5 separate regions of the Homo sapiens genome follow, and regions 1, 2, 4 and 5 are each linked to region 3. A link is a loop called in an ENCODE intact Hi-C map of the cell type or tissue named here. Cell type or tissue: psoas muscle. All regions are shown on one strand. Links, peaks and the distances in the headings refer to the core of each region. The heading gives the core; the rest is flanking DNA.

What was found. Peaks named below come from ENCODE experiments on the same cell type or tissue, not always from the same donor. Only the 100,000 strongest peaks of a DNase experiment are listed, where the experiment ranks them.
Region 1: a loop joins it to region 3, with 5 times the contacts of the local background. A loop is called at or near these places in 41 of 110 quality-filtered maps.
Region 2: a loop joins it to region 3, with 9 times the contacts of the local background. A loop is called at or near these places in 81 of 110 quality-filtered maps.
Region 4: it touches region 3 in a loop (11-fold over the local background); 66 of 110 quality-filtered maps call a loop at or near these places.
Region 5: it touches region 3 in a loop (2.6-fold over the local background); 26 of 110 quality-filtered maps call a loop at or near these places.

The regions. Positions count from the first base shown.
Region 1 is chr4:15,880,460-15,885,308 of GRCh38, forward strand. No RefSeq gene overlaps it. Among named protein-coding and RNA genes, the nearest start is that of FGFBP1, 56 kb to the right of the region's middle. In psoas muscle, for the core only: a CTCF peak has its summit at 2,335 (motif pointing right); a DNase peak (open chromatin) is centred at 2,332.
Region 2 is chr4:15,953,894-15,958,742 of GRCh38, forward strand. No RefSeq gene overlaps it. Among named protein-coding and RNA genes, the nearest start is that of FGFBP2, 6.9 kb to the right of the region's middle. In psoas muscle, for the core only: a CTCF peak has its summit at 2,553 (motif pointing left); a DNase peak (open chromatin) is centred at 2,548.
Region 3 is chr4:15,803,425-15,808,273 of GRCh38, forward strand. The region is part of intron 1 of CD38 (CD38 molecule); the gene reads left to right. Among named protein-coding and RNA genes, the nearest start is that of CD38, 28 kb to the left of the region's middle. In psoas muscle, for the core only: CTCF peaks have their summits at 2,364 (motif pointing right) and 2,993; no DNase peak of the experiment used is centred there; H3K4me3 peaks cover 289 bases; H3K27ac peaks cover 1,819 bases.
Region 4 is chr4:15,999,557-16,004,405 of GRCh38, forward strand. It overlaps PROM1 (prominin 1), which reads right to left. Exons shown (of 28, transcript NM_006017.3): 14 at 940-1,063. Among named protein-coding and RNA genes, the nearest start is that of FGFBP2, 39 kb to the left of the region's middle. In psoas muscle, for the core only: a CTCF peak has its summit at 2,035 (motif pointing left); a DNase peak (open chromatin) is centred at 2,041.
Region 5 is chr4:16,272,425-16,277,273 of GRCh38, forward strand. No RefSeq gene overlaps it. Among named protein-coding and RNA genes, the nearest start is that of TAPT1-AS1, 48 kb to the left of the region's middle. In psoas muscle, for the core only: no CTCF peak of the experiment used is centred there; no DNase peak of the experiment used is centred there.

The DNA of each region.
Region 1 (4,849 bases), core at 292-4,291, 77 kb after region 3:
GACGATATATAAAGCCAATCACTTTGTGGACTAGATCTCACTCCTGTTGTCTTTTAAAGAACACTTTCCAGAAATTCCCCTCTGTTCTCTATATATTTTTTCCTTTTTGTTGGGTTAGTCTCGTCAGCCTACAAACATGCAGTTAATTCTCACATTTAGCCAAAAATAGGCATACAAATAGAAAATCAGTTTTTCTGGACCCCTGCATTTGGAGACTCGTTTATTAGCTCCCTGTCATAGTAAAATTTTATGGAAGAGTTGACTAAACTTACTGACTCCTACTTTTTCGCTTCCCATTCTCTCTTGAACTCATTCTGTCTTCCTTCTGGTCCACTACTCTAACAAGAGAGCTTTTGCCAAAGTCATAATGATCTCCATGTTGCTAAGTCCACTGGTCCTTCATCAATGCTCACTTTGGTATTTGTGTAGTTGGTCACTGCATCCCTGGCAATTCCTCACTTGTCTTCCAGGATGCCATGTTGTCTCGGTTGATGCCCTGTATTATGGCCCACTCCTTCTTTGTCCCCTTTTTGCTGCTTCCTGTTTTTCACCCAGGTCTCATGTTGTAGACCCAGATCTCAGTCCTTGAACTCCATGTACACTCACTCCCTTTCATTTTTTTTTTTTTTTTTTGAGATGGAGTCTCGCTCTATCACCCAGGCTGGAATGCGAGGGTGCGATCTCGGCTCACTGCAACCTCCTCCTTCCACGTTCAAGCGATTCTCCTGCTTCAGCCTCCCAAGTAGCTGTGATTACAGGCACCCGCCACCACACCCAACTAATTTTTGTATTTTTAGTAGAGACAAGGTTTTACCATATTAGTCAGGCTGGTCTCGAATCCCTGGCCTCAGGTGATCCACCCACTTCGGCCTCCCAAAATGCTGGGATTACAGGCATGAGCCACTGTGCCCAGCCCCATTCACTTCCTTTCTTGCCTCTAATCTCATTGCTTTATATACCATCCATATACTGATGACCCCAAAAATCGTCTAATTGCTAGATCTCTCCTCATCTACTGCAAGTTGTACTCCCAGTAGTAAGTATGGGAGTTCAGATTTGAGTCCTAGTCTACTCATCTTCAATGTATTCATACCTTTCCCTTTATTATAGCACCATAGTTCAGCTTGCTAAGGCCCAGGGAGTATTAAAAGTGCTTTCTATGTACTAGCTCACTTGATTCCAAAAATAATTCTACAGGACAGATACTAATATTCTAGACGAGGAAACTGAGGCACAGTAGAAAAGTTCATCATTTGCCCAAGGCGCATAGCTAGTGAGTGGCTGCACCATGACTTGTATGTACTCAGGCAATTTGACTCATGAATCTTCCCTCTTAGTATTTTAGAACACTGACCCACTATCAGTGATGACATGGGCAAAAAGTTGGCAGATCCCAGAATGCAAATTAGCAGGGTCAGAAATCCTCCCAGTTCCCTCTAAATCACTTTCTTATGTGCCGAGGAACTAAATAGCAATATAGTCCCTCTCCTGTTTTCCCGTTTCCTGTTGCCATTTCCAATTTAATAAAGTGTGGGAAGTAACCCTGATGATGTCTACAGTTGTTTATGAAACACGGGTGTAACCCACATGCAGAGGCTCAGCAAACAGTTGATGGATTTATGCTGACCTCTTGGTAGGAACACCTGCAGTTTGAGATTCTGCTACATTTTCTACCATTTTATTATGTGTCCTGGTTTTTGCCCAGAGAGCAAAAAGTTTTGGGAAAAGCATATAGAAAAAAAATAATAAAAGGTAAAATGTCTGTTGTTTCCAGGATAATGGCCCCAAGGGTGGAATCGCATCTGGTAGCTGTTTCTTCTCAGCCCAGTGAGCGGACACCAGATCGATCCTTCCTCCCCGAATGCTGCCAGAGAGACTGGAGAATCATGTAGGATGGAAGGTCAGCAGAAACGCAAGGGGCCGTTATGATGAGGACTGAGAGAGGCATCCCGTACCAGGCAGCAGGATGCTCCATTGGAATAGCACAGCAGGACAGGTGTGTGGTAGCTGAATCATGCCCCACAGGAGATCCAGGCCCTAATCCCTGGAATGTATGAATGATAACTTTGTTTGGCAAAATAAGCTTGGCACAAGTGCTTAAATTAAGGATTTTGAGATGGGAGAGTATCCTGGATCATCCAGGTGGGCCCTAAATATAATCACAAGTGTCCTTATAAGAAGGAGGCAGGGAGAGGTCTGACAAAGAAGGCAATGTGACCACTAGGGCAAGATGCTACTCTGATGCCTTCTAAAATAGTGGTGGAAGCCACCTGCAAGCAGTGTAAGGACTGCAGCTCTTAGAGGCTGGAAGAGGACAGCAAGAGATTCTGCTCTTCAGCCACCAGAGGGAGCATGTGTGCTGCCAACACCTTGATTTCAGTCCAGTGAAGCTAATTTTGGACTTGTGGCCTCTACAACTGTGAGAATAAATGTGTGATGTTTTAAGCCACCAAGTTTGTGGTGACTTGTTACAGCAGCCACAGGAAACTATACACCTGGTGACAGAGAGGAGGAGCAGAAGCAAGGGCAGCAGCAGTGATAATCAAGTTGAAGTGACGTTTCATAGAAATCCCTGGAGCAGGAGGAACCATCTCATCCCACCCTACAACCTCTGGGCTTTACTCCAGCTGCATGGGAAGGAATCCATTTTCTATTTCTTTTTTACATACAGGAGCTATTATCCAGGAGGGACCCTAAGAACTGGATGTAGGACAAAATGCCATCATAGCTTGAGCTCAAAGCAAGACCTGGTTTCATGGCACCCTGGTTCAGGCAAAATCTTGGAAAGGACTTTACCTTTGAGATGAATGAGGTTCTTTGAACAGGGCCTAGAAGAGGAAAATGACAATCAAAGCATTAAGGAGTTCTATAAAATATGCCAACAGGAATTTCAGTTTTTGGAGATGCCCAGGAGAGTGAGAGTGAGGGTCTTGGAACTTAGGGAAGGGGGAGCTGGGAGAGGTTCTCAGGAGACATTTGCCCCAACAACGTGGGGGCAGGATGGAGAGCAAGGACTGAGACAGCCCAGGAGCCAGTCACTGTTGGAGGGTCGTTTGGGGACTTTTGAACAGTGATGTCTCATTATCAGTTTTAAGTGGTTTCATGTTCCCCACTGTCAACTGAAGAATCAATAAATTTGGAAAGGAGACCTTTGTTTCTTATAAAGAGCTACCTCCAGCAGGCTGGCCATTCTGCAGGCTTGGAAATGTAGCCTCTGGCAAGAGCTGGAAGCAGGCATTTTGAGAGAGGGAAGGATGAGGCAGGAATTGATGCTGAACAGGTTGGCTAAGTAGACATATTCAACAGATTGTAGGAGGAGCTCTGAATATTCATGAAGGGGAGGCATGCACATGTGCAGTAAGCTAACATTATGTTATATGTTTGCTTTGGGTGGAGGCTTCACATTTAGATGTACTACAATTAGACTTTATATGTCAAAAGGTGAAGCAAAGGACATGAAAGCACTCAGCACGCAGGCTCCATCAACTGGCCAGAACCACTTCATGGTCCAGGATTTCTTACCAGAAGAGAATGCTGGTCAGTTTCTGTGTTAAGCCCACAAAAAGGGAGGAGTAGCAGCAGGCGGTTGGTTGAAACCAGTGGCAGAGCAAGTCTTCGAAAGGGCTGGTTTCTGTTTAACACTTAGGGAAGAAAGCTTAATGGTGATTATCAAAGGAGGGGCTGTAACGAGGTGTGTCTGATGTCCCATCCTGTCATGGTTGGGAACTCAGTTTTCAAGGTTTTTCTGGGGCCCCCTGGCCAAGCAGAGGTTCATTCAGTTGGTTGGGGGGCTTAGAATTTTATTTTTATTTCTCAACACTATGAAAAGTCCCCCTGCCCTTACCCCCAAACCTTCATCTGCAATATGGCCTAGCCATACAGCAAGGAGACAAGCAAACAGGCAAGCAGAGATATCAATTCAGCAAGAGAAGAAATCTAGAGTGAGAGTTGAACAGAATAACATCAGCATTACCTAGGCACCCTTGGAACTGTCGGGGGAGGCAATGGCATTCCAAGAGCAAATGGGATGAAACCAGAGCATTTTCTTTGGCTGCAGGACATGCAACTGCTGGGAAGTCAACTACATTCAAGTGTATGCAGGCAGAGGTTAAGGAACTCCTGAGCCAATTGCTTCTGGAGACACACAAATAATAGCAGAAGGCTATGAGACCAGAGAGGCACACATGGGGCATATTCGGGACCATAGCCTCTCCCAGACTACTGTTGTTAAAAGACAACTGCAGTCCATAGAGAGCACTGGTTAAATAAAAACGCACTCAGTAACTCATTCTTTATTTATGTATGAATTTACTTATTCACTTACAAATAATTAGACTCTGGGGTTATAATGACGAAAAAGACATTTCCTGCCGTCAGAGAATTCAAGTCCAGCAGAGAAGATAGAATCCCAAATAAATCATTAGAATAGAGTGTGACACATGCAGTGACTGAGCCCACAGCAGGGGAACCTAACCCATCCTGGGAATAGGTTCAAATGAGCTTCCTAGACTGGGCAACCTCTAAGGCAGTGTTTAAAAGAATGTTTTCCAAAGGGTGGTACCCAGAGAGGGGCAGATACAAATGCATGTGTGTGTGTGTGTGTGTGTGTGTGTGTGTGTGTGAGAGAGAGAGAGAGAGACAGAGAGAGAAACAGAGAGCAGAGAGAGATTTTAGTAATGATTTATTTTTATGGTTGCTATGTATTTATGGCAAGTGGCATTTCCATTTATGATAGTAATAGGGCTTCTTTTAAATTTTTTAAAATTTATTTCATTGTTGGGTGATGGGATTCTCCCCTTGGAATAGGCAAGGCATTTACATGATTCAAAAGTCAAAACTATTTAGAAAG
Region 2 (4,849 bases), core at 290-4,289, 150 kb after region 3:
AATGTTAATTACCCACAGACTGTGTTTGCTCCAGGCTTTCGGCATTATGCCTGTACTAAATAAAAGCAAGCAGCTCCAGCTTATCGAGGCTGCTCTTTTCTTTGGTCCCTAGTGCCAGCAGCCCCCTAGCTGCTCTTACACTGCATGCCTGTGTCTGAGTACTCCTTTCATCTGTCGCTTGGCCAGGGTCTGCGGGATGGACCCAGCAGCTGGTGCCCCTGTGAGACTCAAAACTTCCAAGGCTTGAGGCTTCCACCCTCTGAAGCCACAGCCTGAGCTTTACATTGGCCCCTTTCAGCCATGGCTGGAGCAGCTGGAACACAGGTCACCAAGTCCCAAGGCTGCGCACAGCATGGGGACCCTGGGCCTGGCCCCCTAAACCACTTTTTCCTTCTGGACCTCTGGTCCTGTGATGGGAGGGGCTGCCCTGAAGGTCTCTGACATGGCCTGGAGACATGTTCCCCATGGCCTTGGGAATTAACATTAGGCTCCTTGCTACTTATGCAAATTTCTGCAGCTGGCTTGAATTTCTCCCCAGAAAATGGGTTTTTGTTTTCTATCGTATAGTCAGGCTGCAAACTTCCCAAACTTTCATGCTCTGCTTCTCTTTTAAAACTGAATGCCTTTAACAGTACACAAGTCACCTCTTGAATACTTTGCCGCTTAGAAATTTCTTCCACCAGATTCCCTAAATCATCTTTCTCAAGTTCAATCTCTAGGGCAGGGACAAAATGCCACCAGTCTCTTTGCTAAAACATAACAAGAGTCACCTTTGCTCCAGTTCCCAACAAGTTCCTCATTTCCATCTGAGACCACCTCAGCCTGGATTTATTGTCCATGTTGCTACCAGCATTTTGGACAAAGCCATTCAACAAGTCTCTAGGAAGTGACAAACTTTCCCACATTTTCCTGTCTTCTTCTGAGTCCTCCAAACTGTTCCAACCTCTTCCTGTTACCCAGTTCCAAAGTCGCTTCCACATTTTTGGGTATCTTTTCAGCCACGCCCCACTCTACTGGTACCAATTTACTGTGTTAGTCGATTTTCACACTGCTGATAAAGACATACTTGAGACTGGGAAGAAAAAGAGGTTTAATTGAACTTACAGTTCCACATGGCTGGGGAGGCCTTAGAATCACGGTGGGAGGTGAAAGGCACTTTTTACATGGTGGCGGCAAGAGAAAATGAGGAAGAAGCAAAAGCAGAAACCCCTGATAAATCCATCAGATTTCATGAGACTTATTAAATATCATGAGAATAGTATGGGAAAAAGACTGGGCCCCATGATTCAATTACTTCCCCCTGGGTCCCTCCTGCAACACATTGGGAATTCTGGAAGATACAATTCAAGTTGAGATTTGGGTGGAGATAGGGCCAAACTGTGTCACCTAGCAAAGGATTTTTATGCTCATATTTTTCTTAGCCATTTTATTCAAAGCAGCTAGATGCCATAATTTATGCATCATCTGGAATCACTTAAATTTTTTCTGCAGAAGGTGTGATTGATAATTGTGAAAAATGTCAATAATTGTCCTAGTGTCCAAAATGCCCCCCAAATCAAATAACCTTTGAATTGCTGAACGTAAGTGCAGGAATGTATAGTGGAGATCATGTAGGTCAATGCCACCAGTTTAAATCCATCCATTTGATTAATTGGACAACTATTTGCCTTATTTGTAAAAACTAAAGCCCCACCTGTCAGGTTCCCCTCAAGTACTAAGGGCAGAATCGAAAATGCACAGATTTCTCATATTAAATGGAAGTGGAACACTTCATAGGGCAAGTCTGGTCTCATAGATAATTCTCCTTACACAAGTAAGTTGAGACCTCACCTTTAGGGTCTTCTTGTCCCTCTCTTGATTACTCAGAGGGACAGCTTTTGACTACCTGGAGACCACTCCCAGGAAGTCTGTGAGGATGCTGGGGCTTGGTTTACTGAAGACTAAAAGTGCTGGTGTCCACCTGGTGGCAGCAGCCATCTAGCCCTAGAGACAACTCTGGAAGAGCTGCTGCAGGAGGAGCCCGTAGCCCAATGAGCTATATGGAAAGCCATTACCTTTGCCTTATTCAGTGCTCGTAAGAACCAGACATGCCTTTTTCACCTACTCTTGGGTACAGCCAGCAAGCTGTCTGGTTGGTGACAACTGACCGGTATATTAAGGACACTCCTCTATGGGGCTATAAGCTATTGACAGCCACTACTGCAGCCTCAGGAGACATTTTTGTAACCCTTGTGGATGCCATGGAAGGGATGCATATGAGGTGAGACAACATGAAGCCAAGTGGGTGACTGGACCCTCCAGCCCTGGTGGCCAGCATCACTGCCTCAATCCATTATTGGACTGGAGATGGTAATCTTGCCACTAACACAATAGACTCAAAAGTTAAACCTCATCTGAGTGCCACAGAGAATAAAATGGCCTACTGGGACTGTGGTTCCTCTGGTTCCTCTCCACAGTTGATCTCTCAGTCTAAAGGTGACAGGGATCATTAGCTCTGGGGGTGGGGCCTGACTTTGTCTGGCAAATACAATACGTTGGTCCTCTGCTGTCACCTGGTGGCCATTACTGGTACGCAGTGGCAATTGACAACTGTCATCATGGAGTTGCCATTCTGTGAAGCTGGCAGATTCCGGCCACACCGTAGTGGCACTGGAGACTATTCTCTGCTTGGCTTAGTATCCGGTTCACTTGTAATTAGACGATGCCGTACTGTTCACAGCAATGGTGCCCCCAGTAGTGGGCTAATGGACAAAACATTCAATGCACATTTCATGTCCTTGGTCTCAGGTTGGCGTCATTTTTAAGTGGTAAGATAGACTTTGGAAGATGTGACTGAGAAAATTACTAGACAAATGATGTTATCGGCACTGTGTCCTACACATCTTTAGCAGACAATGTGAGCATTACATGCAGCTGATCCTCAGAGGAAACATTCCCCTTGGAGGAGGTGATTGGAGAAAATCAGGACAGAAGAGGCAGGGATTCAGGGAGATCGGTTCTCTATGTCTATGATTTCACCATAAAATCTCTCAACCGCTGCTCTTTTTCTTTTTTTAAATTGACCCTACCACCTGGGAATCTTCACTGGTTTCATCATTATTTGACACCATCAGTGACAACACAAAGAGGGTGACTCCAATCTGTTGCTTCTACCACTCCCTGGTTTGGCTTATTGAATATGGAAGATCATATGATTAATTGCTAGAATTTGTGAACTGTAATGAACTCTTTCAGTGGCTGAGTTCTACTACTGTTCCCAGCCCTCATGATTGGTGACCCATCAATGAGGAAGGCCTGGGTGTGGGTGAGTACTTGATTAATAAAGATGGATGTAGCAGTTACTGAATTAGAACAAATAGATTATGTCACTGTCGAAGGAAAGGAGCACCCCCAGTATTAGGGAGAAACCACCCTTTACATTTCAGTGTATAAACAAATTTCAGTTCATTTTTTTGTATCAAGTAATAGTAGATATTCATATTTTTCTCATGGATATGCTGTTATTTCAGCACCTTTTGGTGAAAAGAATTTCCTTTTCTTTTTTAAAATTTCTTTATAAAATTCAAATAAAATACGTATATCATAAAATATGCCATCTTAACAATTTTAAGTGTATAATTTGGTAGTATTAATTACATTTGTTATGCAACCATCACTGCTGTCCACTTCAAGAACTCTTTTAATCTTATAAAACTAAAACTCTGTAAACATTAAACTAACTTCCCATTCTCACCTCACCATAGTCTCTGGCAGCCAACATTCTACTTTTGGTATCTGTGATTTTTGACTAGTCTAGGTACTTCATATCAGTGGAATCATGCAGTATTTGTCCTTTGTGACTGGCTTATTTTATCTGGCATAATGTACTCATGGTTCGTCCATATTGTAGCCTATGTCAGAATTATCTGCTTTAAGGTTTAACAAAGCCTTTCCTTTTAGGATGACTGAAATATTGCTTGGCCAATGTTACTCTGCATAAAACACATGGAAATGTTAAAATACACATTTCTGGGCCTCACCCCAGATACTCTGGTTCAGTTTGTCTGTGGTGGGGCCTGAGAATTAGCATTTTTTTTGAGATGGAGTCCTGTTCTGTCGCTCAGGCTGGAGTGCAGGGGCATGATTTTGGCTCATTGCAACCTCCGCCTCCCTAGTTCAAGTGATTTTCCTGCCTCAGCCTCCTGAGTAGCTGGGATTACAGGCACCTACCACCACGCCCAGCTATTTTTTGTATTTTTTAGTAGAGATAGGGTTTCGCCATGTTGGCCAGGTTTGTCTCAAACTCTTGGCCTAAGGTCATCTGCCCTCCTCGGCCTCTCAAAGTGCTGGGATTACAGGCATGAGCCACCGTCCCCGGCCAAGAATTAGCATTTCTAAAGCTCCCCAGCAGAAGCAGATGCCTCTGCCCCACCTGTCACCCTTTGGGTAGCACAGATTTTCATCTTTAAAATCACTGGTCAGCTATATGGTGATGTTAGTTTAAAATGTTGGTGAAAAATGGTCTGTGACAAATCCCAGCCTATCCTGTGATGTTTACAAATTGAACGCCATGAGCATTAGAATTGGGTGAACCTGGATTTCTCTGCTGTCCTGACTCTTAACAAGCTGTGTACAACTCACCTCTCCAGACTTTCAAGTCCCTTGGTTTATAATTGGGAATAAAACTACTTACCTCCTAGGGATGTAGTGAGAGCTATATGAGGGGGTGAGTGAAAGGCTCAGAGCCCTTATAAGAAATAGACTTGGTATGTCACAGTAGATGCTTGATGTATATATATTTTAGAAACTCAACCCCAGCAAACGTCCCCTGGCTGCCCCCACCCACCGCCTTCTGTGTCATCTCCAACAC
Region 3 (4,849 bases), core at 366-4,365:
CAAAAAGCCAAATAATCTGATTTTTAAAATCGGCAATTGATCTGAACAGACGTTTCTCAAAAGAAGACATAAAATGGCCACTAAGTATTTGAAACAGTGCTCTATGTGACTAATGATTAGGGAAATGCAAATCAAAATCACAGTGAGATATTATCTCACGCCAGCTAGAATGGCTATCATCAAAAAGAAGAAAAAATAACAAAGCTAGCAAGAATGCAGATAAAAGGAAACTTAAAACATTTCAGCTTTTACTTTAGATTCAGGGGTTACATGTGCAGGTGTATTGCATGATGTTGAGGTTTCAGAATATGATTGAACCCATCTCCCAGGTGGTGAGCATAGTACCCAATATGTGGTTTTGCAACCCTTCCTTCCTCCTTCCCTCCCTCCTCTTATACTCCCCAGTGCCTAGCATTCCTATTTTTATGTCCATGCGTACCCAATGTTTAGCTCCCACTTATAAGTGAGAAATGTAGTATTTGGTTTTCTGTTTCTGCGTTAACTTGTTTAGGATAATGGCCTCCAGCTGCATTCATGTTGCTGCAAAATACATGATTTCATTCTTCTTTTTGTGGCTGCATGGTATTCCATGGTGTATACATACCACCACATTTTCTTTATCCAATCTGCCATTATTGGGCATCTAGGTTGATTCCATGTCTTTGCTACTGTGAATAGTGCTGTAATGAACATATAAGTGCATGTCTTTTTTTTGGTAGAACAATTTATTTTCCTGTGGGCCATATACCCAGTAGTGGGATTTCTGGGTTGAATGGTAATTCAGTTTTTATTAATAGTTCTTTAAGAAATCTCCAAAGTGATATTCACAGCGGTTGAACTAATTTACATTCCCACCAACAGTGTATAAGCGACAAAGAAAATTCTCACACATTGTTGGTAGGAATGTAAATTAGTACAGCTATTATGGAAAGCAGTGTGGAAGTTCCTTAACAGGCTAAAAATAGAACTACCATATGATCCAGTAATCTCGCTACTGGACCTATATCCAAAGAAAATAAAATCATATGTCGAAGAGATACCTGCACTCCCATCTTTACTGTAGTTTCATTTATAATAATGAAGATATGGAATCCACCGAAGTGTCTATCAACAGATGAAGAGATAAAGAAAATGTGGGATATATAGACAATGGAATGCAGCCATAAAAGAGAATGAAATCCTATCATTGGTGGCAACATGGATGAGCCTGGAGGACATTATGTTAAGTGATATAAGCCAGGCACAGAAAGACAAGTTTCATATATTCTCACTTACATGTGGGAGCTAAAAAAGTTGATCTCAGAGAAGTAGAGAGTAGAATAGTGGTTACTAGAAGCTGAGAAGGGTAGGGAGACAGAGATTGATCAATGAATACAAAATTATATATATGGATAGAGGAAATAAGTTTTAGTTTTAGTGTTCTATAGCATTGTAGGGTGACTATAGTGAACAATAACTTATTGTATATTTTCAAGTACTGAGAGGAGAAAATTTTGTACATTACCAGCACAAAGAAATGATAAACCTTTGAGATAATGGATATGCCAATTACACAGATTCGATCATTATGCATTGTATGCACGTATTGAAATGTCACTTCACCCCATAAATATGTGCAATTACATGTCATTTAAAAGTGATAAGAAAAATTAGTTTTTTTGATCTTATTATTGACTCGTAGGAAGCTTATATATTCTGAAAAGAAGTCCATTTTCAGATGTGTACTAAAAATATTTTCTTTCATTTTATGACTTACCTTTCCATTTTCTTTAATGGAAACTTTTAAAAACTTTTAAAAAACAAAGTTTTAAAAAAATCTAGTTAAGGTCCAGTTTGTTAACTTTTTTCTAATATGGCTTGTGACGCTTATTCCTTCTGCCTAGAATGTTCCTGGGATGTTTGTGGAGCTAAGTCCTCGCTTCCTTCAATTCTTTACTCAAATATGTCCACCCTATTTAATGTCAACTGTCCACCGTATTTAATGCCACCCTATTTAATATCACTAACACCTCCTCCCCCCTCACTCTTGACATTCATTCTAGTCTATTTTACATTTTTTTCTCATAGAACTCATAAATTTCTAGCATGCTTTATAACTTACATATTCATTATGTTTATTGTTTATTGTCCGTCTTTGTTCCAGTAAAATGTAAACTCCTAGAAGAACAGAGACCTGTGTTTTGTTCACTGATGTACCCTAAGTGCTCACAAGTGTTTCTAGCACCTAGTATTTGCTCAATAAATATTTGCTAGGTTGATGAATTAATGATTTCTAAGCTTTCCTTCAGCCTGAAGAGTTTTCTGATTGTAAGATTCTACTTAGATAATCCTAATTGTCTCAGTGACTCTCACCAGTCACTCACTTCTCCCACAAGGTGGCAGTCTTTACCTTCAACACAGGTTCTGGTAGCCTCAAATTTGAGAATTAATAGCTGAGTTAACCTGCTTGTTTTCTTTGAGCCCAGACAGCCTGCCCTATGGGAACTGACAGCTGTAAAATTTAAAGGACGAGTGTAATTACCCTGCAAGATCTGAGTGCTTTTAGGCAAGAGGATTTAGGGGGTGAGAGTTTTCCTGGAGAGGGACACATTATGAAGGTGATATTGCTTAATTGATGGGGACTTTGAAACATAGTTGCTCTTTGTGAGAATGGTATAGGTTTAGAGAGAGGTGCTAGCACAGAGCTGTGACACCTGAAGTAGGCTGACCGCAGACAAATTGGATTTAACCACCAAATATATCTGTGTTTTCATGTCTTCCTGCCCCGTGCCCTCTTATCTGACTCACTTTACCCCAGCACTGGGGAATAACTGTGCCCTATTCTGGTCCTGACCCTTTTGTACCATCTAGGGAAATGAGAACTCCTCTTGGGGTCTCAGATCCTCATTTCTGTTAGAACCAATCCTATTCTGTGGGTAGGGCCATGGTTGTAAATTTCCTGTGGGAGGCAGCATTGCTTTGCAAAAAGAACACAGTTTGGCATGTGAGGCAGCTCTGCCACTTGGACAAGGTGATAACGCTTTAGTCTCTTTATTTCTAAAACAGGGAAGATGCTAATACCCCGCCCATGGACTAGTATGAGATTTAAATGGCAGGTACTTGGCACAGTGGCAGGTGGTGAATGCTCTTTGGTGATCATGACTATCCCTTTCTCCTGGTAGTGCTGCCTCCTCCCTCTGAGCACCTGGAGTCAATCCACCTTGGGTAGGTCAGAGAAGGCAGAAGAAAGTGGTGGGAGGTGAACTCGACGGAATGATGTACAGGGCGATAGGGTGAGTGAGAGGTCTGGGATCTATTGGCAGGAGCAGAATGGTAGGAAAGGGAAAACATGCCATTGACCTTGAATCTTGACATTTGTGCCCATCCTATGCTGTGTTGAGCCTCAGGTCACCGTTTGCGGAGGTGAGCAGAAAACTGCTAACAGATCGAGGCTTCTCCAGCCTTCTAGGTAAACTTTCATCAGTGGGTTAGTTGTCTTGTTCAGAAGCTGATCACGGAGCTTTGGCCAAGCATAAACACTGATTATGGCAGTCCAATTGTCATAATCCCTTTGATTCTTTAATATCACCTTCAAGATTGTTTGTTATTGTCAATGCCCCCACAACCTAAGACCACCAGGAACACACTGTAATTGAAAAAGGTGGGTTTGTTGCTCTCTGCAAGAAGGGAGGACACTCAGCGTAGAGACTCATGAGGGTGGGGCAGGTTTTATCCGATGACGTTAGAAAGGACTTACTGAGGATTTGGGCTTGTTTTAGGAGATTTGGGGGAAAGGTTCAAGGAGACTGGCTTTTCCTGGATGCTGCCAGGAAGTAGTGGGATGGTAGTAAGTCTGTGGTAGGATGTTTAAATAAATTTCCTCTACTGGGCTGGAAGAATGAGAAGGCTGAAGCTGTAATAAGTAAAGAAGTGGCAGTCACTCCTATCAGCTATGATAAAAGGATGTTTGGCTATTACTTTATGGTTTGGATGCTATTTTTGCTTGTGTTCACATCATGGTCTATCATGGTGATAGGCCACGTACACAGTGGCCTTGTCTGATGCTGGTGTCCCATGGAGTTGATTATGCTCAGCTGAAGGACACTAAGGCCCAACTGTGGGGGCCAGGCCAGCTCCTGAGTGTCAGGGGGGGCTGCACTGCTTTGTCATTATCAACATCTCCACATACAATACAGCCTGTGCATGTGAGGTCCCAGAAGGAAGGAGCTAAAGCAGCTAGACTGGGATCACTTTACTCAATTTGAGGAGAGGAGTGCTCTTGAGGGAACCAGAGGAAGGCAGATGAGCTGGTCTGATCTCCTTTTCTATTGGAGCTCTATGCAGATAGACTGAAAATATTTGCTAAAACAAAGAGCTCCATCTCTAGAATACCCTTAGCAGGATGTCCTTGATTAAAGGATTATTTCTGAAAACTAAATCCAGAATCCGTGAGGCATGATTCCCTGGAAGATCATGTAAGCTGTACAATTCTCTATGGAATAAATTGGAGACTTCATCCCTTAGATCCCTTTGACTGTGTGAGGAACCCCACGAAACCTCACTTAGTGACTTTATTCATTCTTCTGGGCCTGAAAGCATATGTCTCATGCAGGAAGGAAGGCAGGACCAGTGGGGCTTTGCAGGTTGTGCCATTCTCTCCTTGCTTTGCTTGAGACTCTTTATTACCTGTCTCCCTGACATTATTTGTAGTGTGATTCTGGGTGTGTTCTGTGATTCTTGTGACTAGGTATCCAATTTTGCTTAAGGATGCAAGGAAGTGTTTGGGGAGAAAGCTCTATTGGAAGAGGTCTGTAGTCCTAGCCTCCCTCCCCACCCCACATTTCACATCATTAGACCTCAGCACATGGGT
Region 4 (4,849 bases), core at 450-4,449, 200 kb after region 3:
AGAAGTAGAAATGGTTTTGAAATATCCCGTACTTAAGAAAAATTATCTTTGAATGATTCGACACTCTACAGGAGATAATGATGCCTGGCTTGATGTCTTTCTTTTATCAAAAGGCCAAATGGAGATCATTTGACCTGCTGGTGATCTCAACTTAATCTCCCTCGACCAGTGAAATAACTAAAATACTGTGACAACAGTATTCTCCTGATTTCATAACAGATCTTAGGCGGAAAAATGTATATACAATGAAAGAGTGAAATAGAAATATATTTTAAAAATCAGAATCTGGAGAAAAAAAAAACACAGAAAAGCCACAATTAGAAGCCAGACACTTACAACAAAATTTCCTCATTAATGAAGAAAGCAAAACTGCCAACTGGTCCCCCGGAGTCGGTGGGAGTTGGACTGAGAGGGAGAAAGCGAAGCTTGAATTCATTTCCTGGTGGCACTACTAGACGTGTGCCAGGTCAGCCCTCTGCCACGAGTCATCCGCTTATCAGTCTCTTTCCCTTCAAATATAGGGCTCATCTGTGTGGACACCTCTGTCACCTGGGAATCTCCCAGGGTGTGTGGGAGGAACCTGGGAACTGATCTTCTGATGTTCCCAGCCACATTTGGAAACTACTGCTGAGGAAAATTCTTTTCTCCCCAAATACTGCAATCCACATTGAGCGGCAGGACTTTAACTCCTGACCCTGATTTCGCTTATGATCAGAAAATAAGGACGCTCCCATATTTTTTTTTCTCTTACAAATAGAAAGGATCTACTGAATTTATTGAATATTTGAAAATTTATTGAATTTAATAATTTCAAGAAATTTACTGAATTTAAACCAAACTGCTTATAAGTTTGCACTGCTCTTAAAGTAATGCACAATATATGAAGAAATCCAAGTTTCTGTTCAAGTCCTTTCATAATGGGTAGAAAATCATATTTACCCGGAATAATTCCTTGCTCGTGTAAGGTTCACAGATCAGTTTTTCCACATTTGCACCAAAGACAAAGGTAAGAACCACAATGATCATCAATATCCAGCAAAAGAGGAAACTTAATCCAACTCCACTGGAAAAAAATATAAAGTTAGTAATTCAACAAAGAATGATTCAATATTACCTACTGATACTTACTAAATCTACCTATACTCTATAAAATAGCCCTGGGGTCTTCAGTGTTATTCAGGTGAAACAGATCATCCACCTAGGAGTGACACAGGGCTTGGGGACCTGGAGAGGGGCAGCTCCAGGACAGGCAAGGGTACACTGGATGGGGGCCTGGGGACCTGGGGAGGGGCAGCTCCAGAGCAGGCGGGGGATCACTGGATAGGGGCCTGGGGACCTGGGGAGGGACAGCTCCAGGGAAGGCGGGGATGTACTGTATAGGGGCCTGGGGACCCACGAGGGGTAGCCAATAAGGGGCTGAAAGCACACGAGGAGCACAACCCGACTTCTCTCTGAACGCAAGCACTCTTGGCACAGTGTAAAGGATAGACTGGACAGGTGCCAACGTGGATGGGACATCATTGCAGAGGCTGTTATCATGGCCCATGAGGGTGGCCTAAGGGGGCAGGATTGGTGGAGAGTTGGTGGATGATGGAGATGTAATATAGGAGACACAGGAGGCATAATATAGGAGGCAGCAGGACTCGGAAAGCGCTGAACACGAGAGGTAGAGGCAAGGAAGGGCTCCAAGGGCAGTGCCAGGGAGCGCTGATGCTCTGGAAGGAAAGAGAAGATGGGCTGGATGTTGGTCTTGTTGCCAGAGACACTGAATGGAAAGACTGTGTAGGAGTCAGTATGTTTGGAGCTCAGATATCTGGGTTTCGGATGTACCTTAGGGAGCCAGCAGCTTAGCCATGGTCATTTATCCCCAGGGCTGGCTTGGAGAGAGAAACAGCCTAGGGCTGGGTCTGGAAGACTTCAACATTTACAAAGATGGGTGGTGGAAGGAGGGGCCAGCAAACCAGACCAAGATGATGAGGCAGAGAAGTAGGAAGGTAACTATGTGGGTGTGATGCCACCTAGGGGACAAAAGGAGTGTTTGCAGGAGGAAGGAATGGTCGGCTGTCACCAACCAATGTGCTGTCTGCATTGCACAGAGAGGTCACTGCCAACTTGAAACAAGTGCAGTCATGGGGGAGGAAACCACATCGGAGTGGACCGGAGAGTCAGCAGGAGAGGAGGGCACAGGCAGCAAGCGCAGATCACTCCTCTGAGAGCCTGTGTGGGGGAAGGAGAGCTATAGGGAAGAGGCAGTGTGGGTAAAGAGTTTCTGCTTTTATTTCTGAAGAAGGGAGAGAACAGAGCCTGGTTAAGTATTGAGTGAAAGTCAAGGAGACAGGAAGAGAATAAAGACATGGAAAAGAAAGGGGATGATCCATTTTATCAGGATCAGGGAAAGGAATGGGATTGAGAATATAGCTGGCGGGATCAACCTGAGCAGGCAGGAATCCCTCTGCTTCTGGCACTGCAGAGAAGGGATGGATGTGTTTGAGAGCAGGTGTGTTTGGAAGTTTGATGATGGGAAGTTGCATGATGGCTTCTATTTTCTCTGAGAAGAAGGAGGTAAAGCCATCTGCTGAGAGAGGGGTGAAGTAGAGGAAAATGGACGTATCAGAGTGAAAAGACTGTTGCAGGAAAGTGTGGGGGGTGTCGAAAAAGAAAAAAAACAGAAAGAGAAGGAAGAAAACAAAAGAAATAAAAGAAAAGATTTGTCAGACTATGGCAAGTCCATTTGAGACAGGAGATCCTAAGTTTGTAGGGATACCCAATGTACCCGGTGCGTAGCTTTTCTCTAGCAGTGCTTAGCTGTCTAGATGTAGACATAGAGAACAAACTCTTAAATCGATCTAGGTGCAGCTGCCAAATCAAATACCATCACTGGTGCACACTAGGAAGGAGCCTCAGAAGGGTGTGGGCTGATGCTCGCAATCACCACAGCATCCCCTCCTAAGGGCACGATTCTCCCCTTTGCCTGCAGATGCCAAAGCCATAATTACAATATTTGTGTATCTTCACTAAAATAAATAGCAAGTAATGTTCATTGGAAAGGCCTAGGTCAGCCTGACTTTCTCTGACCTACAAGGCTTCTGAGTCTGGGAGAGCACAAAGAAGAAGTGAGTGAGGGCCATGCCAGGATCCCTGTCTGAGCATGTGTGTCTGTGTGTTGGAGTTAAACAACTCATATAAACCAAGACAGCTGTCTAAAAAGGGCACCATGACTCTTACTCTAAATCGCATACAGTCACTATCTCCAGCCTTTATTTTCTAAATATGCACATTCCTAGATCAGGGGTAGGGGAACCACTGCCCAAGGTCTGTTTTTCTAAGGTTAGTGAGATAATGGCTAATGTGTACTGAAAATATTGAAAAGGAGGAAGAGGAGGGGGAGAATAAGAGTAAGATGAAAGAGCAAAAGAAGGTGAAAAAGAACAAGAATATGCGACAAAGACTGTGTATGGCCAGCAGAACCTAAAATATTTATTACTTGGCCCTTCTTGGGAAAAGCTTGCTGACTAACCCCTGATTTGCACAGTTAGGATAATACATGCATCATTTTCTGACCCCCTTTCAAATGCATTATCTTAGAAACTTTTGTCAACAAATTAGGACTGTCACCTAGTTATCATTTCAGGGGCCATGTGATCTTCCACGCATGGATGTGTCATAACTCACTTGGCCACTCTTCTACAGCTGGACATGTAGGCTGTTTCCAGTGCTTCACTATCATAACTAATACTGCAAAACACCTCCCTCTTCATGATGATTTCTTCACAGTTTGGCTTACTTCCTTCACCTAGATTCCCCAAAATGGAAATTATTCGGCAAAGAGCATCATGGTCTTTTTACAGCCCTTGCTATATAGCCTGACAAACTGCTTTCCATAACCTCAGAAACTGCCACCAGCCATAGGAATGTGCCCAGTTTGTGATACCTGTGGCTGCTCTTGGCATTGTTGTCAATACCTAAAATGGGAAGTTTTATGATGGGCTTCAAATCACGAGATGCTTGTGCCTCTGTTAGATCTCCTTATCTCTGGAGAGGCCTCCTACGCCCCCCTGCAACAGATAATACATTCACCACTGCATCCTATTCAGCTGCTAAAATGCTCCTGGGGCCAGGGGTAGCGGCTCACACCTGTAATCCCAACACATTGGGAGGCTGAGGTCGGAGGATCTCTTGAGACCAGGAATTCAAGACCAATCTGGGCAACAAAGCAAGACTGTCTCCACAAAAATAAAATTAAAATAAAATGCTTCTGGGACCATCTGAAGATAAAAGATCAGAGCAGAGCCAGGGCTCTCTGACTTTCCTCCTTCCAGATCTTTCACTGGTATCCTTTTGGGAGGTAAGAATTCCTGCTTGGTTTTGAAAGAGACCATGCTCTTGATTGGATGGTGTCACCATTTTTAAAGAGCAGGTGGTGTTTTGGTTGCAACAAAACTACACATACTCTTTCTGGTTTCTACAAGCAAGTAAACAGTTTTAAAAAAAGAAACTGCATTCTTCTAATTAGTCTGATTAGACTGATGACGCTTGTATCATCTCCTCCTTTTGCAATTATCCAGTTGTTTACCAGATACCTCAAGAAGCAGAGAATTCTGCCAAGCACAGCAAAGCGTGCCATGCTGACTGGTTGCATTCAACAATAAAGAAATCATAGCCACCCTAAGTCTGCAGACTCCTTGAAATGAATCAAACAACATCTGACAGTTACCAGCCTTCTTCCTGCTGCTGAGATGAATCCTATGGCCTCCATGCCACAGGTCTCCATGTCTATAGAATTAGTATATCTAAACTAAGGTAGCTTTTAGCCTCCATCAATTTGTTGATGATTTCTCTGTTTTATTTT
Region 5 (4,849 bases), core at 308-4,307, 470 kb after region 3:
CTTCCCTATTTCCCAGCCAGAGCCCAGAGAGGGGAAACAAGGACAGGCTGTCTCTTTGGCTGCTGGTCTACTCGCACTTCCACTATATCCCCTTGGGACCAGAAGTGAGGATGGGTTTCTCATTCTTGTCTTTTCCTCTCTCCCAGGACTCCTTCTGGTATCCACAGTCTAGAGGAGGCAGGGACCGGGCATCTGACACCCCTACATAACATTCTCTTTTTTCTTAATTCAGCTCCATCATTAAGTTTTAATAATGGGAAGAGTGGATTACATGTGTTTCAGTTTTTTGATATATGAAATTTGGGCTGACTAAGTACTTAATCTGAAATGACATTGTTTTAAACTGGAAGAGTGTTGCAAATTTAGATTTTTTTCTACTATCCATTGGGTGTAGACAGGTATTAGGTGGAATAGTTATTTTTTTCTGCACATCTGAGTCCAGAGAACAAATTTGCATCTGTCACTACACAGGTCTAAGGGTTCATCTTGGGCATCTGCAGAAAGACTGGGTGAGTGTTTGAATGTGGGATCAGAGATGACTGTGAACTTGGGGCCCCTTCAATGAGCCCAGCCTTTGGGGGTACAGTTTTGGGCCATACTATAGCCTAGTTACTCAAACTAGGGATGCATAATGGAAAGAGAAAAGCTTTTGGAGTCAAATACCTTCAGTTTTCTTTTTTTCTTGTTAGATAGGGACAATTATTCCTATCATAATAATTAAATGAGATAATATATGTAGGGCACACGGTATGGCACCTGGGACATGGTAAGTTCTCAATACGCATCAGCTGCTATCTTTCATGTTATTAATGGGCCTCGGGGCTTTTTGCAACATTGTCCGCATCAGAGCCATAGTCGTGTCGTCCTTGAGTAACACAACTTTTGCAGGAAGCCAACAGAAGGCTTTAGAGAGTTGCCAATTTTGGAAAGATGCATTAGTCAGCTAGGTCTGCCATAACAATATACCCCAGACTGGGTGGCTTAGACAATAGAAGTTTACTTTCTCATCGTTCTGGAGGCTGGAAGTTCAAGATTAAGGTACCAGAAGGGTTGGTTTCTGGTAAGGCCTCTCTTCCTGGCTTGCCATCTTTTCACTGTGTCTTCGCATGGTCTTTCTTCTGTGTGTGCTCATGGAGAGAGAGAGAGCACTCTGGTGTTTCTTCCTCTTCTTATGAGGACACTGGCCCTATCAGATTAGGGCAACATCCTTATGACCTCATTTAACTTTAATTACCCTATCTCGAAATACAGTCACATTGGAGGATGGGGCTTCAACATATAAATTTTGGGCAAAGGGAACACAGTTCGGTCTGGAACATAAGGCCTAATTGGACTTCCAGGTATATTTGCTTCTTGTTCAAAGCAGTGTGAGCTTGGATTTACAGTTATTTGCAGCTTAAATCCTTCTAGTAACCATAATTGTATCTAAGTGATACAACTATCACATCAAAGAGCTTTTACCTGAGGATTCATGGAACTCCCTAAAATTGTATGCAAATTTTTGTATTCACGCCCATTTTCGGAGCTACCAGCAGATTATAAAGTGGACCCCAAAAGGGTAAAAGTCCAATTATTTAAAAGCACTATTTGGGCAAACAAATGGTCATAGTGGTTAAATTTAACCTTTGAGCATCCAAATTTTAACCACTGATGTTAACATTTTTAGAAGTACTTTGGAACCAGGTAAAAACTCCTTAAATAAAAGTCACAGAATATGGCCTTATTAGTGAACCATTATAGAGTTTCTTTGTCTTAATCTTCTTATATCTTAATCTTGTATCCCACCATCTATCACAGTGTTTGACATATACTCTAGTATATGATCAATGAATAAATGAATGAAAGAGTAAATATATCAATACTCAAGAGCCAAGATATTTTGTTTATTCCCTATCCCCAGTGCTGGGTTTTTTTTGTTTTGTTTTGTTTTGTTTTTCTGAGACAGAGTCTTACTCTGTTGCCCAGGCTGGAGTGCAGTGGCACAATCTTGGCTCACTGCAACCTCCGCTTCCCAGGCTCAAGTGATTCTCATGCCTCAGCTTCCTGAGTAGCAGAATTATAAGCATGTGCTAATAATTATAGCAGAATTATAATAGTAGCAGAATTATAAGCACCTGGCTGATTTTTGTATTTTTAGTAGAGACATGGTTTTGCCATGTTTCCCAGGCTGGTCTTGAACTCCTGGCCTCAAGTGATCTGCCTGCCATGGCCTCCCAAAGTGTTGGGATTACAGGCATGAGCCACCATGGCCGGCCAGAATAAAGACTTTAAATCAACAACCCACTGCTGTTTTTTGTTTGTTTGTTAGGGATTTCACAAAATAACAACATAACAATGACAATATAACTCCTTATACTTACCTGCTACTTTACAGTTTACAAAGCACTTCTGGATAAAGTGTTTCTGTTAGGAGAGGTGGTTCCTGCAAGAAAAATTGGCAACATGATACCAGAAGAAAGGGAATAAACCATTAAGACTAAGATGTCACTGTAACCTGCAAAGTAGAGAGGTGGCAAGATTCCTGGTCTTTAATGACATCCCTGAGCCATCAAACTTTGCCTGCCCGTGGACTTCTGTGATTATTCTCTTCTTATTCAAAGCAGTTTGAAGCTGGGTCCTCAGTTTGGAGCTGCCCCTAAAGTCACCCTAAGTGATGCAACTGTGTCATAACGGAGACTTTGCCTGGGGGGAACTTTTACCTGGGGTGAGTTACTAGAATAAGCAGGGAATGGATAATGGGCAGGTGGAAAGCTAGACTATCTTCAGCACATAGTTGAGAAAGAAGTAGAAATGACACTAAAATTAATATCTTCTGACTCCAACCTGGAGTTCTTTCCACTATCACAGGAGGAGACAAATTTTTACATGAAGTTTAAGACAGTAAATATTTTTGGTTTTGTAGGTCATGGGCTTCTGTCATGACTATTCAACTCTGCTGTTTAGTGGAAGCACCCATGGTGGTATGCCAATGAATGGTGTGCTCTAATCCCCACTTATCTTAATGGTACTGGTGAGGGACATGGTACTGCTGAGGGACAGTGGTGGTGCTGGTGAGGAACAATGACCTCAAAACAAAATCAATCTCAGTCCAAATCTGACCGAAGTAGGGGCACCTCTCCACCACCAATATGTCACAAAATGTTAGTAGTTACATAAAAAGACATCCTCCATACACCACCTTCTCCAACGAGTCTCTCTCCTCTCCACTTTCCACTAACCTTAGGAGAACTAGACTCAAAAGAGGAAAGGGATGGATGTTCGTGTGTCGGGAATTACACACCTCTCCTTCTCCTTTAAGGGGTCTGAGACTGATTAGGAAAGAGTCCCCAACTTCTATCCTAATTCTTTATGCCACCAAAACAGCCTGAGGTTGGCAGTGTTGAGGAGGGAACAGAGAGAAGATGAGATTTAAATCATATTTAAGTCTCAAGTTTTAAACTGGTCTGGACTTTTAATTGCAGGATATGTCTGGAAAGTTATAGCACCTGCCCAAGATGTCCCTCAAACATGTTGATATGGTTTGGCTCTGTGTCCGCACCCAAATCTCATGTCAAATTGTAATTCCTAATGTTGAGGGAGGGACCTGATGGAAAATGATTGGATCATAGGGGCAAATTTCCCCCATGCTGTACTCATGATAGTAAGTTCTCATGAAATCTGATTGTTCGAAAATGTGTGGCATTTCTCCCCCACCTTCTGCCACCACGTGAAGAAGGTGCTTACTTCTCCTTCACCTTCTGCCATGATTTTAAGTTTCCCGAGGCCTTCTAGTCATGCTTCCTGTTAAGCCTGCAGAACTGTGAGCCAATTAAACTTCTTTTCTTCATAAATTACCCAGTCTCAGGTAGTATCTTTATGGCAGTATGAAAACAAATTAATACAGAAAATTGGTACCAGGAGTGGGGCACTGCTATAAAGATGCTTGAAAAAGTAGAAGTGACTTTGGAACTGGGTAATGGGCAGAGGTTGGGACAGTTTGGAGAGCTCAAAAGAAGACAGGAATATGTGGGAAAGTTTGTAACTTCCTAGAGACTTGTGAAATGGTTTTGACCAAAATGCTGATAGTGATATGGACAATGAAGTTGAGGCTGAGGTGGCCTCAGATGAATATGAGGAACTTTTTGGGAACTGGAGTAAAAGTCACTCTTGTTATGTTTTAGCAAAGAGACTGGCAGCATTTTGCCTCTGCCCTAGAAATCTGTGGAAATTTGAACTTGAGAGAGATGATTTAGGGTATTTGTTGGATGAAATTTCTAAGGAGCAAAGCATTCAAGAGTTGACTTGGTTTTTCTGAACATGTATGCTCATATGCATGAACAAAGAGATTATCTGAACTGGAACTTACATTTAAAAGGGGAGCAGAGCATAAAAGTTTGGAAAATTTGCGGCCCAGCCATGTGGTATAAAAGAAAAACTCATTTTCTGGGGAGAAATTCAACCTGCTGCAGACATTTGCATAAGTAAAGAGTAGCCAAATGTTAATAACCAAGACAATGGGGAAAATGTCTCCAGGGCATTTCAGAGACCTTTCTGGCAGCCCCTGCCATCACAGGCCTGGAAGCCTAGGAGAAGAAAAATGGTTTCATGGGCCAAGCCCAGGGACCTGCTGCTTTGTGGAGCCTCTGGATATGACATCCTGTGTTCCAGCCATTCCAGCCCCAGCCATGGCTAAAAAGGGCCAAGGTACAGCTCAGGCCATTGGTTCAGATGGTGCAAGCCCCAAGCCTTGTTGACTTCCACATGCTGTGGGGCCTTCAGGTGCCCAAAAGGCAAGAAGTGAAGGTTGGGAACCTCCACCTAGATTTCAGAGGATGCATGGAAAAGCCTGGATGTCCTGGCAGAAGTCTGC